3 separate regions of the Homo sapiens genome follow, and regions 2 and 3 are each linked to region 1. Evidence: chromatin contacts called from ENCODE Hi-C data. All regions are on one chromosome and are shown on one strand. Each heading gives the region's core, a stretch centred on a gene start or an enhancer-like site at or near the end of the contact. The rest is flanking DNA. Distances are from core to core; before and after follow the strand shown. Region 1 holds the start of PCDHA12 (protocadherin alpha 12). Region 2 holds the start of PCDHGA7 (protocadherin gamma subfamily A, 7). Region 3 holds the start of PCDHB15 (protocadherin beta 15).

Region 1 (4,176 bases), core at 499-2,998:
AGCTCCTCGTGGTCTAGCGGCTGCAGCGCGTACACCTTGCCGCTCTCCGCGTGCACCGACACGTAGCTCGACAGTGCGTGCTCGCCCACCCGCCGCTCCACCAGCGAGTAGGACACCAGCGCGTTCTTCTGCGCGTCCGCGTCCCATGCCGACACCGTGAAGATGTGGCAGCCCGGCGGGTTGTTCTCCTTCACGAACACTGTGTACTCGGGCTGCGCGAACGCAGGCGCATTGTCGTTCACGTCGGCCACCTCCACGGACACTCTAGCCGTGGCCCACAGCGAAGGCGAGCCCCCATCCCGCGCAGTCACCACCAGCTCATAGGCCGACACGCTCTCGCGGTCCAGGGCGCTGTCCAGCACCAACGAGTAGTAATTCTTGTAGGTGGACACCAGCTTGAAGGGAACATGAGGTGTCAGTGAGCAGATGACCTGTCCATTGGCTCCAGAGTCACGATCCGACACGCTAATCAGGGCAATGACGGTACCCACCTGAGCATCCTCTTGCACAGGGAGCGACAGTGAAGTAACCATTACTTCAGGGACATTGTCATTCACGTCCAGAACTTCCACCAGGACCATGCTGTGACCTGCCATGGAAGGAATCCCTTTATCAATGGCGTTAACCTGAATTTCATAGGCATTATTCTCTTCAAAATCCAGTTCACCATAAATTCTAATTTCACCTGTGTCTGGATTTATTGAAAACATACATTTCTCACTCACTGGCAAAATCATTTTGATCCCATAGGAAATTTCTCCATTAAGTCCTTCGTCTGGATCGGAAGCATTTAGTTGGATCACTCTTGTGTCGTTTTGGACATTTTCAGACAACACTACTTTATAGCTGGGCTTATCAAACGCCGGACCATTGTCATTCACATCCAGGACGGTTATTTGAATCTGGACAGACCCTGTTAGTTCTGGTTTACCGCCATCGATTACCATCAGCAATAAATTGAGTTTTGGCGTTTGCTCTCTGTCCAATAACTTCCGAAGAACTAATTCAGGCAATATACTTTTATCTTTTTTTGTTTTTATTTTAAGCTCAAAATTCTCATTTAGACTTAACGCATAGGTCAAAAGAGAGTTTACGCCGATATCCGCATCAGAAGCGCCCTCTAGAGGAAAATGAGAGTCCAGAGGCGCAGATTCAGAAACAGGTACCTTTTGTTCCCTTTCTCTGAACACCGGCGGGTTGTCGTTAATGTCCTTCACCTCCACGTCCACATGGAAAACCTGCAGCGGCCTGTCCACGATCACCTCCAGGTGGATACTGCACTCCGCGCTCCGCCCGCACAGCTTCTCGCGGTCGATCCGAGAATTCACAAACAAAATGCCATTCTGCAGATTTACCTCCAGAAGGTCCCCGTGTCTTTTGGACGCCACCCGGAACAGGCGCGGCACCAGCTCCGCCAGCTCCAGCCCCAGGTCCTGAGCGATGCGGCCCACGAAGGTGCCGTGTTTGGCCTCCTCGTAGACGGAGTAGTGGAGCTGGCCGCTCCCCACCTCCCAGGCTGCAAGGAGCAGAAGCGAGAGCAGCAGACGCTGGGATCCCGGGCCTCTTGGTCCGATAATCACCATTGCAGAAAATGAGGGCCTCTGAGTTGGGACAATCAGTTTTAAGGGATCGCTTGCCTGAGGTATTTTATGAGCAGTCACCCTTTTCTGTAAGTACATATTTAGTAAATTTTTTCCAGCATCACAGTCATTATGGAGTCGATCCTATTCCGTGAATGATTGGAATGTGGGTGCGGAGAAAAAAATTTTCCTGTTTCACCTTCTGAGTGTAGAGCGACATCATGTGACTGATTATGTAAGTACAAGAAAGATCCTGAGGTTCTTTTCGGTTTAGCCACTTCCTGGGTCACTCTTAATTCTAATGTTTCGACTTTGGGTTATTTTTCACGGATCATTTATAAATGCGGGTTTAGTTAATATACATGATATTAGTAACAAAACATCAACAATTTTATTACGCTGTAGCTTAAAAATGTTTTCTGCTTCAAAGTAGAAATCTTTCAAATACAGTAGGCCAGAACCTACACTTTATCATGGAAAATGATATACAGAATAATATACAGCACCCCTCCCCTTATATAGCTTACAATTCCGCTGTTTCAATAACTTTTAACCTTCACAAGCACTCCATCGTAAGATTTTAGAGAAAGTTAGGAATTTGTATTTAACAAAGGATAAGAAACTAAAATATGTCTAATACCAAACAATATTTCATTTATATAAATTGTCTTATTCATAAATCTGATGAAAGTTAGAATTCATCATAAATATGGAGAGCGTTATTGTTTGGTTCCTTGATGCTTGAATGTGATAACTTTTCACATAACTGCTCTCATTTCCATAACATGTTAAAACAAATCTCAGGAATAGATTCTGGAAAGTTTTACTCTAGCAAAAGTAAAGCACTTTAATGTAAAATGTTTAGTTGAAGCCTCCAAATTTCACACTATCCCAAAGCAACAATGGAGCACTAAAATGCGAAAGATCTCTTAAAGGGTTTTGGAGCCTAATCTCATTGACTAAAGTCAAGAGAATGTGAACTTGATATCAACCTTTTGCTTTTTCTCTAAATCTTCCCCTACAGGTCATTTAGTAGTTAGGACATGCTTCTCTTCAGAAAATCAGAATGGTGACTGTTATGCAAGGGGGCATCAAAAGACCTTTCATGAGTTTATTCATTAATTCAAGATCAGCTTTAAGAGAAAAAAACAGATAAGATCCTACAACTCATTGTGAACAAGTACACATAGATTTTGTAAGTCTATTAATACTCAAGTCAAAATCTTTAAACCAATAATTTGTTGCCATTCATTCCTACTGCATATAATAATAAAGGCAACTGAAATATGACACCTTTACAACACCAGGAAAGAGTAACCAAGAATGGCTCTACAAGTATAAGATAACTTAAATAAACTATAAAACGTTAAGTAATTAAAAACATATTTGAATTTTGATGTCATCAGGCTAATTATTTAAATTGTCTAATATCATCACCAAGTTTCTTTCCTATTTTTCATTTTCAAAAGTGGTCAATGTACCATACATGCTAAGGAACTTTAATTTTAAAAAATAGGCTGGGCTCAGTGACTTACACCTGTAATCCCAGCACTTTGGGAGGCTGAGGCAGGCAGATCACCTGAGGTCAGGAGTTCAAGACCAGCCTGGCCAACATGGTGAAAACCCATCTCTACTAAAAATACAAAAATTAGCCAGGAGTGGTGGTGCATGCCTGTAGTCCCAGCTTCTCGGAAAGCTGAGGCAGGAGAATTGCTTGAACATGGGAGGTGGAGATTGCAGTGAGCTGAGATTGCGCCACTGCACACCAGCCTGGGTGATAGAGCAAGACTCTATCTCAAAAAGAAACAAATAATAATAGTGTGTTATGTAGTTCTCACATACTCTTTGACCTAAACAAATTGTTAAGCCAATAGGAACATCTAAGTTTAGCTTAATACTTAAACAACCAAACTAGAAAATAAATTGAAATTATAATTTTATACCATAGAATGCAATCTTGGCATTAAGTATAAAAGACACAACTTTGCAGAAATCAGTCCAAGTAATTTGAATTATCTAAAATGCAAATTTGTTATTTATGTGATATAAAATAATAATTTACAAAATTTTAACCTGTACTGAAAACATTCCCAAGTCTTTAAAAGATCTTCAGTTATTCCAAAAATTTCATCTGGAGATGAGTAATGTATGCCCTATCTAATATTCACCTTTATTATATTTATAAAGTTTCATAAGTGGTATGATGGTTTAATCACTTTTGAGTCTGAAATATTTTATATTTTTATATTGTTGCCTTCTCTTTAATACTTAAAGAATGTTTTTAGCCAATGAATATTATGATACAAAAGCTCTCGATCTAAAGTCTATGAATAGGCTTCAGCATAGACTCTTTGAATATTGTGCCAAATGGTATGTTATGCCTCTATACGGGGGGGAAATAGCTAGATATGATTCTCAAGAAAGTCTGTAATACCACCACTCTACGTGTAGTAAGAATAACTAAATATGAAGAATGACTCAGAAGTAAATGATCTTTGCTCAAATCTTCAGATGGGATGATACTACGTGGAAAGAAAATTTCAAAAACATTAGAGATAAGGCATTACAAGATAGAGCAGTTACAAAGTGAGATGAA
Region 2 (4,176 bases), core at 918-3,417, 510 kb before region 1:
TCGGGGATGCTGTCAGCCACAGCCACGGTGAGTGTGACGGTGGCTGACAGAGGAGGCTGACCGTGGTCCTGGACGGCCACCACGAGGCTCTGCTTGAGGGCATCTCTGTCCAGCAGGGCCCGAGCCGTGCGCACCTCGCCCGTGTACAGCCCAACCGCAAAGAGTCCTGGCTCGCTGGCCTTAAGCAGGAGGTATGACAGCCAGGCGTTCTGGCCTGAATCTTTGTCCACCGCCACCACCTTGGTCACCAGGTAGCCGGGCTCTGCGGAGCGGGGTGCCAGCTCCATGCCAGTAGAACCATCTGTGGGGAGGGCCGGGTACAGGATCTCGGGCGGGTTGTCATTCTGGTCCAGCACGAACAGGCTCAGTGACATGTTGCTGCTGAGAGGCGGGTCCCCGCTGTCATGTGCAGTCACTCTTAGTTGTAGTTCTCTCAACTGCTCATAATCAAAGGATTGCAGCGCGTACAGGACTCCAGTGTCAGAGTTTATGGAGACATAGGAGGACACTGGAGCCCCCTGGATGGTGTCTTCGGCCAAGGAATAAGTGATCTGGGCATTATCCTCACTGTCGTGGTCCTGTGCAGTCACTAAGAAAATGGAGGCCCCTCTGGGGTTGTTCTCAGCGATGTAGACTGAGTAGGATGAGTGGGGGAAGGTGGGTGGGTTATCGTTGGTGTCTGCCACCTGCATGAATATGTGAGTTTCCCTGGACAAGGGAGGAGTTCCACCATCTGTGGCTTTCAGTGTGATGTTATACAAAGAGAGTGTTTCCCGGTCCAAGTTTTTGGTTGTGACCAATCTATAATAATTATCTATTGATTTTTCTAATTTAAAAGGTAGGTTTTCTGGAATGGTGCAGGTCACCTCACCATTCTTTCCAGAATCTCTGTCTTGTAGGTAGAAAAGAGCAATGACTGTCCCAAGAGGTGTGTCTTCAGGGATTGAGCTACTTAAAGACGTCATAGTCACTTCTGGAGCATTATCATTTACATCTAAAACTGTGATCAGTACTTTTGCCTTTGTCAGACTACCAGGACCATCTTGAGCCTGAACCTCCATTTCATAGAAGGCAGTTTCTTCATAATCTAATCCTTCTAAAGTTGATATTTCTCCTGTAAGCGAGTTCAGATGAAACATCTTTGGAAGTTTAGGAGTTATTTTCCGAAAAGAATATGTCACTTCCCCATTGACTCCCTCGTCCAGGTCGATAGCATGTACCGTGAGCAGTCTTGTACCCACTGGCACATTCTCGGGGACAGTTACTTGGTACTGAGGCAGAGAGAAGACAGGCGTGTGGTCATTCACATCCACCACTGTCACCTGGATGTGGGCGGTGCTGGATCGGGGCGGGTCGCCGCCATCAGAGGCTGTGAGGACCAGGTGGTGAACCCGCTCTTCCTCCCGGTCCAGCACCCGCTCCAGCACCAGTTCCGGGTACTTAGTTTCATCGTCTCCACTTTGCACAGCCAGGGAGAAGTGGCGATTGGGGCTGAGCTGGTAACTCTGGAGGGAGTTCGTGCCCACATCTGGATCCCCAGCCTCGCTTAACGGAAACCGAACCCCAGGAGCTGTATTCTCCATTATTTTTACATTTATTTCTTCCGTCAAGAATCTTGGAACGTTGTCATTAATATCTATTATTTCCACGTCTATAGGGTAAAGATTCATTTTATCTTCCATCAGGATGTTAAAGTTTACCAGACACCGCGCACTCTGAGCGCAGATCTCTTCCCGGTCTATCCTGCCCGCAGTGACCAAGCTGCCGCTGCGCTGGTTCAGGGCGAAAAGCTGCGTCCTACCTCTGGAGATGATGCGGACTCCGCGCTCCGCCAGCTCCCGGGGCTCCAGCCCCAGGTCCTTGGCGATGTCTCCCACAAAGGACCCTTTGTCCGTCTCCTCCGACACGGAGTAGAGAATACGTCCTGCCCAGGCTTCCCAGGGGGTCCCCAGGAGGATGGAGAGCAGGAAGAATCCTCTGTAGTCCCCGCCCCTCGGCTGAGCCGCCATAGTCGTCCTGCTTCTCTTGCTTAGGCGCCGATCTCGGGAAGTGCTTCAGAATGCGGGTGTATCCGGGTGGACCCCTCTGTCTTAGGAAGGGGAGCTCAGAATCCAGCAGGATAGAGGCTTGAGTTTAGTGCAGCCTGGAAGAGGGCTTATCGCAATCTGTCGTTTCTCTGTGCTGTAAAACTCGGTGGTTTCTGTGGGATCTCTCGCACCATTTTTCCCTGGTTGGTGAACAGCGGCGCTGTGAGTCCTTACTAAGTTACTGCACCACATTGATGCACACAATACACTGATTTCATAGAAAATTGTTTCATCTTTCAAAATTTCCCTGTTAGATTTCTTTGCTCTAGATATCCCTGATAATTAAAAATCCATTTTAAGACACTGAATTAATGCAACAGTGTTCATGGACCGGTGTTTGATAATCTTAGATAATTTTTAAAAAACTGCTTTGCCTTGCAACTTTCAAGTGACTCTTTTGGGCACTGACTCACACGTTATTGCACATGGGAAAATCAGTTATTGAAGGCAAAAAGGTAAATTTTATTTAAATACATATGAAAGATTTTACTTAGAAAATATTTACATCAGTGTATATAAATTTTAATTAATTCAGTATTAATTGAACACATATGTTCTAGACACCATGATGCAAGATTCAGAAAGTCAAAATTGTTGTAAAATATATAGACCTATTTTAATAAATTTTTGATTGTATAGAACCTTAGAGACGGTCTAACACCTTCATTTTAACCGTTTAAAAAATGAGAGGGGGGGCCAGGTGCTGTTGCTCACGCCTGTAATCCCACACTTTGTGAGGCCGAGGCGGGCGGATCACCTGAGGTCGGGAGCTTGAGACCAGCCTGACCAACATGGAGAAACCCCGTCTCTACTAAAAATACAAAATTATCCGGGCGTGGTGGCGCGCGCCTGTAATCCCAGCTACTCAGGAGGCTGAGGCAGGAAAATCGCTTGAACCCGGGAGGTGGAGGTTGTGGTGAGCCGAGATCACACCATTGCACTCCAGCCTGGACAACAAGAGCAAAACTCTGCCAAAAAAAAAAAAAAAAAAAAAAGAAGAAGAAAGAAAGAAAGAAAGAAAGAGGGAATTGCCTTGCCTTGTTCCTGATTATTGATTATATAGTAGTAGAACAATGTCGGAATCCAAATATTCTCACTCCCAGTCTTGTGAGAAAAAAAGAAAGAAATCGTTGTTTGTCTTGGCTGCAGCAATCAGCTATAGAAGCAACCCATTTTCTACAGAAGGCAGAAATCTGCAGAGATCCTACTGGGCTGTGAATTCATAAGAAACTGGATAATGGATTGGCTGATTCTTTTCATTATGCAATTCAATTCAAGTCTTCATCCTAGTATGCAATTCAAATCTTCATCCTACTCTATTCTAGTGTAATTGAGAAAACAGGGATCTCTAGACAGCATTTGAGCAAAATGCAGGACTGTCCTGACAGGATCCTTAGAGGTACTCGTCTCTCCACTGATGTTGATAGAGTAAAACTAAATTATTGATGGATCCGAGGCTACCCTCTGCTAGCAGAAAGAAAAGAAAGCTCCTTTCACATAGTTGCAGAATAAAAGAGAATGACCTGCTCTGGAATAAAGACCTGGCAAGAAACAGTCTTGGTTTGTAAATTCTTCTAGGTCCTGGAGAGTAGTTGGTGGAACCAGGAGGAGAATCCAGAACTAACACTAAGAAAGCTTAACTTCGTTTTGTGGGAGGCTCCTAAGTAACCTATTTCTGCTTTCTGGTGGCATTGCTCCAGAATACAGGGAACACTTTGAAGGACATTCTGTTTTGATCTATCAAAATAATCCATAGTTATCTTTGCATTCACAAAGTAGATAAATTTTGTTTAAAGGAACTAATAGAGGTATTATAGATGAATTCTGTAAACTGGAGTTAAATTCTATTTGTTTAATAGTACTTTTGAACTTCTTGTTGAGGCAAGCAAAGTGTATGATTATTAAACAATGTAAGCACTTGTAGATATTTTCAAACAAACTTTCATGTTTGGAGGTTATAGCTCTCAATGTCTTGATCCATTTTTACCTGATGCCTCAAAATTCATAGTTTCATCTCACATTTGTTTCTTATTCTACTGTTTTAAAAAAGTCTCAATTAATTTATAGTGTCTTGGTACCTTCTTTGGAG
Region 3 (4,176 bases), core at 1,217-3,716, 370 kb before region 1:
CTTTCAGAGCCTCCCGTCAGACACACCTCGTACTGGTAGCTCTGGGAAAGGGTCCCGGTGCCGCTCACGTCCACCAGATGCCCTGGAAAGGGGCCCTCGGGCACCGAGCAGCGACCCACTGAGGCCGCCCTGCTCCTCCTGCACAGCCGCACTGCCACGAACAGGAACACCGAGAAGAGGAAGAGCGAAGACACCGAGGCCAATGCCACCACCAGGTAGACGGTAAGCGAGTCGGCCTGGGCTTGGGCCGGGGCCGCCTCTGGGAGCGGCAGGTAGGGCTGAGAGAAGCCGTCCACCAGGAGCACTTGCAGCGTGGCGGTGGCCGAGCGCGGAGGCTCGCCATTGTCCTTGACCAGCACCACTAGCCTGTGCTTGGCCACGTCGCGCTCGCTCAGCAGCCTGGCGGTGCGCACCTCGCCATTGTGCGCCCACACGCCGAACAGCCCGGGCTCCGTGGCCTTGAGCAGCTGGTACGACAGCCAGGCGTTCTGGCCCGAGTCGCCGTCCACCGCCACCACCTTGGTCACCAGGTAGCCCGGCTCGGCCGCCCGGGGCACCAGCTCGGTGCAGGGCGCGGAGCCGTTCTGCAGCGGGTACAGCACGAAGGGCGAGTTGTCGTTGGCGTCCAGCACCAGCACTCGCACCAGCGCCTCGCTGCTCAGCGCCGGGAAGCCGCGGTCTGTGGCGCCCACGCGGAACTCGAAAGCCTGCAGGGCCTCGTAGTCCAGCGACTGGAGAGCGAACAGGTGGCCGTTGTCCGTGTTAATGGAGACCAGGGAGGTGAGGGGCAGGTGCGGGTCCCGGGGCGGCAGCAGCGAGTAGGTGACCTGGGCGTTGGTGCCCGAGTCTCTGTCTGTGGCGCTGACACTGCCGATGTGCAGGGCGGGGCTGTTGTTCTCGCGGACGAACAGGGTGTAGGAGGTTTGGGTGAAGGCGGGGGCGTTGTCATTGACGTCCGACACCAGCACGGTTATGCTCTGCTCGGTTTTCAGCCTTGGAGTCCCCAAGTCTGTGATGGTGATGGTGATGTTGTACTCGGCTCTGGTCTCTCTGTCCAGCGCCCCTTCTGTTACCAGCCTGTAGAAATTCTCAACAGAAGGTTTTAGCTTAAAAGGAACATCATCCTGAATTGAGCAAATCATTTTTCCATTTTCCCCAGAGTCTCGGTCTCTAATCCTAAACAGGGCCACTTCTGTCTCTGGAGAATTCTCGGGAATAGGGCTGGTAAGTGATGAAATACTTAGTTCCGGGAAGTTATCGTTAACATCCAGCACCTTAACAGAGACAGAGCATTTTCCAGAAAGTCCCCCGCCATCAGATGCCTCTATATCTAGATCATACGAAGACATTGTCTCAAAATCTAGTTTTTTAATTAGTCGAATTTCTCCTGAAAGGCTGCTTAGCTCAAAAGGTTTGTCTATCTCCTGAGAGCTGTAATAAAGGGAGTATGATATCTCTCCATTTGTCCCAGTGTCTAAATCCCTAGCAGAGACCTTGACAACTAGGGAGCCTACTGGGCTGTTCTCTGGGACCTGCACCTCGTAGAGCGCCTGCACAAACTCCGGGGCATTGTCATTGGCGTCCAAGACCAAGATGAGGATCTGGACGGTGCCAGATCGGGGTGGAGAGCCACCGTCCACCGCTGTCAAGGTTAATCTGAGCTCGGCCTGCTCCTCGCGATCCAGTTCTGTGTCCAGCACCAGCTCTGGGTATTTCCTGCCATCCCCTCGGGTGCGAGTGGAAACATGGAAATGAGAATTGGGAGAAATATTGTAGTTTTGAACATTATTGCTGCCCACGTCCAAGTCCCGAGCTTTTTTCAGAGGAAACACAGTCCCAAGGGAGCTAGTTTCTGGGATTTTCAGGGTCATTTCTCTTTCAGGAAACTCAGGAGAATGATCGTTTATGTCTGTCACTAGTAGTTCAGCTCGAAATACTTCCAAAGGTTTTTTCAGTAACACTTGGAAATGCATTATACAGGGCTCAGTAGGGCCACACAGCTTCTCCCGGTCCAGCTTCTCATTTAATATCAACTGCCCGGTCTGCAGATCAAGCTGCAAGCCTTGTTCGTTATCCTCAGAAACTACCCGGGCTCCCCGCTCGGCTAGCTCCCCCACTCCCAGCCCTAGGTCATTGGCCAGGTTGGCTACAAAAGAACCTCTCTCTGTTTCCTCCATCACAGAATAGCGACGGGGTTCCCAGCCTGCCAGAGTCACTTCCAGTAAAAGAAGGAGAATCAGGACTTGCCTTTGTTCGGGAAAGCGCTCCCCTGCAGGCTCCATCTTTACTTCTGTACACGCCCCTTTCAAGGAACCGGAGTCAGAGCTACTTCAGGGAGCGATGGGACAGAGGCAGTGATCGATCTGTGCGTTGATAACCTGTTCGGAAATGTAGGAGAATAGCATTCTCCGGAGACACTGGTCCGTGCTCTGCTAACAGGCTTTCCTCTTAGGCTGAAAGAGGTCTGAAGTAGCTAGTAGCATTTCATGGGCTTTTTCCTTTTCCTTTTTTTGAAGCCTTAGCCTGCAGCGCCACCATGCGTTGTCTTTGCTTCGAAACGAATTGCTACAATTGATCTATTCTCTATTCTATTAGGAGTTTGGAAATTGGGAGGAAATGATGTAATCACAATATCACGCAATGGTAATTATTAATTTCTTCATTTAAAGGAGTATTATTGGTCTCTATGTGCCAAATTATGAAATACATCAGTAAACAACCCAGACATGGTCCCCACCCTCCAGAGCCTGTAGTCTGGGTGTAGTGTTCTGAGGGAAATTGAGAAGTGAAAGAAGACATAATAGTGATCAGTCATCTTGTAATAATAATAACATAAAGCCACGTGATTTCTTAAAAATTTATCAGCAAAACAAAATGAATTCTTTAATTTCTTTCAAATTCTAGACAGCCTATGTACCAGAATTGTGCTCCCATTGGTTGGATTACATCAAGAAAAAGCTACACGTTAATTCCAGTGTGGTATCCTTTCTACATAAAGTCAGAGAGTTATGATTTTATGAAAATTTTAAACTGTGGAAAAATACATATGAAGGCACTTCCTATATCTCTTACTTTGCTTTTTCTTTTTTTTCTTTTCATTTTTCCTTTTTTTTTTTTTGAGATGGGGTCTTGCTCTGTTGTCCAGGAGGGAGTGCAGTGGCACAATCACTGCTCATTGCAGCCTTGACTACCCAGGCTCAAGCAATCCCCCCACCTCAGCAACTGTAGCTGGGACCACAGTTGCGCATCACCATGCCTGGCTAATGTTTTAATTATTTGTAAAGATGAGGTCTTGCTATGTTGCCCGGGCTGGTCTCAAATTTCCGAGCTCAAGCAATCCTCCTGCCTCAGCCTCCCAAAGTGCTGGGGTTATAGGCATGAGCTGCTGTACCCAGCCCTGCCTTGTCTCTCTCGTATTTATTATCTGACGTAGTATAGATGTACTTATTTAGTTGTTTCCTTTCTGTTTCAACCTCACATGTTAGAACTTCATTTTGTTCACTGCTGCATCCCCAATATCTAAAATAATCCCTGGCACATGGTACGTGCTCAATAAATATTTGTTAAATGGATCCATTAATAAATCACAATTAATTTAAACATTCTGACAGATAGGTTCTCCTCCTACTGTAGAAATTCCCTCTTCTTCTGGGATTCAAGTTCATTATATAAGATGGATAAACAAAGACAACATGTTCATAAGGTAGCTATTTCCTATGCCCTTTAAATAGTAATGTGAAATAACTCAGAATGACCTAAAATGTCATTTCATTAAGTGGCAAAACAACTTAGCTACCCATAAGCAAGGGATATATTATATGACAGAAAGAAAGAACATAACAAGATTATGATGACCCTAAAGATAAGGATTATGTCTCTTTTAGACACACATTTTTCATTGTCAAGGTTTTTTTTTTACAGTAATGTTATTATGACACTTACGATATTCAAAACTCTTATATAATAAAATGTTCTAAGAATTTCTATTAAACACTTCAAAGACTGTACCATTGGAAAGATCCTTCAGTTTTTCTCAAAATTGTATATTCTGACAAAAGCTAGTGCATGTCCCTTATAGACTACTAATATTTTACAACCTCCTTGATCCCAAATGTTGTCATACTAATATGAAAAGCCACAATAAAAACCCAATAGGAAGAAAGGTCTAACTTACCA

What was found. A loop is a pair of places that touch in the nucleus more often than their neighbours do. Pooled maps may share reads with other maps.
Region 2: a loop to region 1 is called in a map with no recorded cell type, with 1.9 times the contacts of the local background. The contact joins the promoter of PCDHGA7 here to the promoter of PCDHA12 in region 1. A Hi-C loop is called at or near these places in 2 of 37 single-sample maps with no recorded cell type.
Region 3: a loop to region 1 is called in a pooled map, with 2.6 times the contacts of the local background. The contact joins the promoter of PCDHB15 here to the promoter of PCDHA12 in region 1. A Hi-C loop is called at or near these places in 4 of 50 pooled maps.

Annotation. Positions count from the first base shown.
Region 1 is chr5:140,872,880-140,877,055 of GRCh38, reverse strand. PCDHA12 (protocadherin alpha 12) reads right to left here and starts at 1,748. Exons shown (of 4, transcript NM_018903.4): 1 at 1-1,748. The coding sequence starts at 1,583. The region is part of intron 1 of PCDHA1 (protocadherin alpha 1); the gene reads right to left. The region is part of intron 1 of PCDHA2 (protocadherin alpha 2); the gene reads right to left. The region is part of intron 1 of PCDHA3 (protocadherin alpha 3); the gene reads right to left. It also overlaps PCDHA4, PCDHA5, PCDHA6, PCDHA7, PCDHA8 and PCDHA9, and 4 more genes.
Region 2 is chr5:141,380,733-141,384,908 of GRCh38, reverse strand. It overlaps PCDHGA7 (protocadherin gamma subfamily A, 7), which reads right to left and starts at 2,167. Exons shown (of 4, transcript NM_018920.4): 1 at 1-2,167. The coding sequence starts at 2,009. The region is part of intron 1 of PCDHGA1 (protocadherin gamma subfamily A, 1); the gene reads right to left. All of the region lies in intron 1 of PCDHGA2 (protocadherin gamma subfamily A, 2), which reads right to left. All of the region lies in intron 1 of PCDHGA3 (protocadherin gamma subfamily A, 3), which reads right to left. It also overlaps PCDHGB1, PCDHGA4, PCDHGB2, PCDHGA5, PCDHGB3 and PCDHGA6, and 1 more gene.
Region 3 is chr5:141,243,685-141,247,860 of GRCh38, reverse strand. PCDHB15 (protocadherin beta 15) reads right to left here and starts at 2,466. Exons shown (of 1, transcript NM_018935.4): 1 at 1-2,466. The coding sequence starts at 2,282. It also overlaps PCDHB@ and the pseudogene PCDHB19P.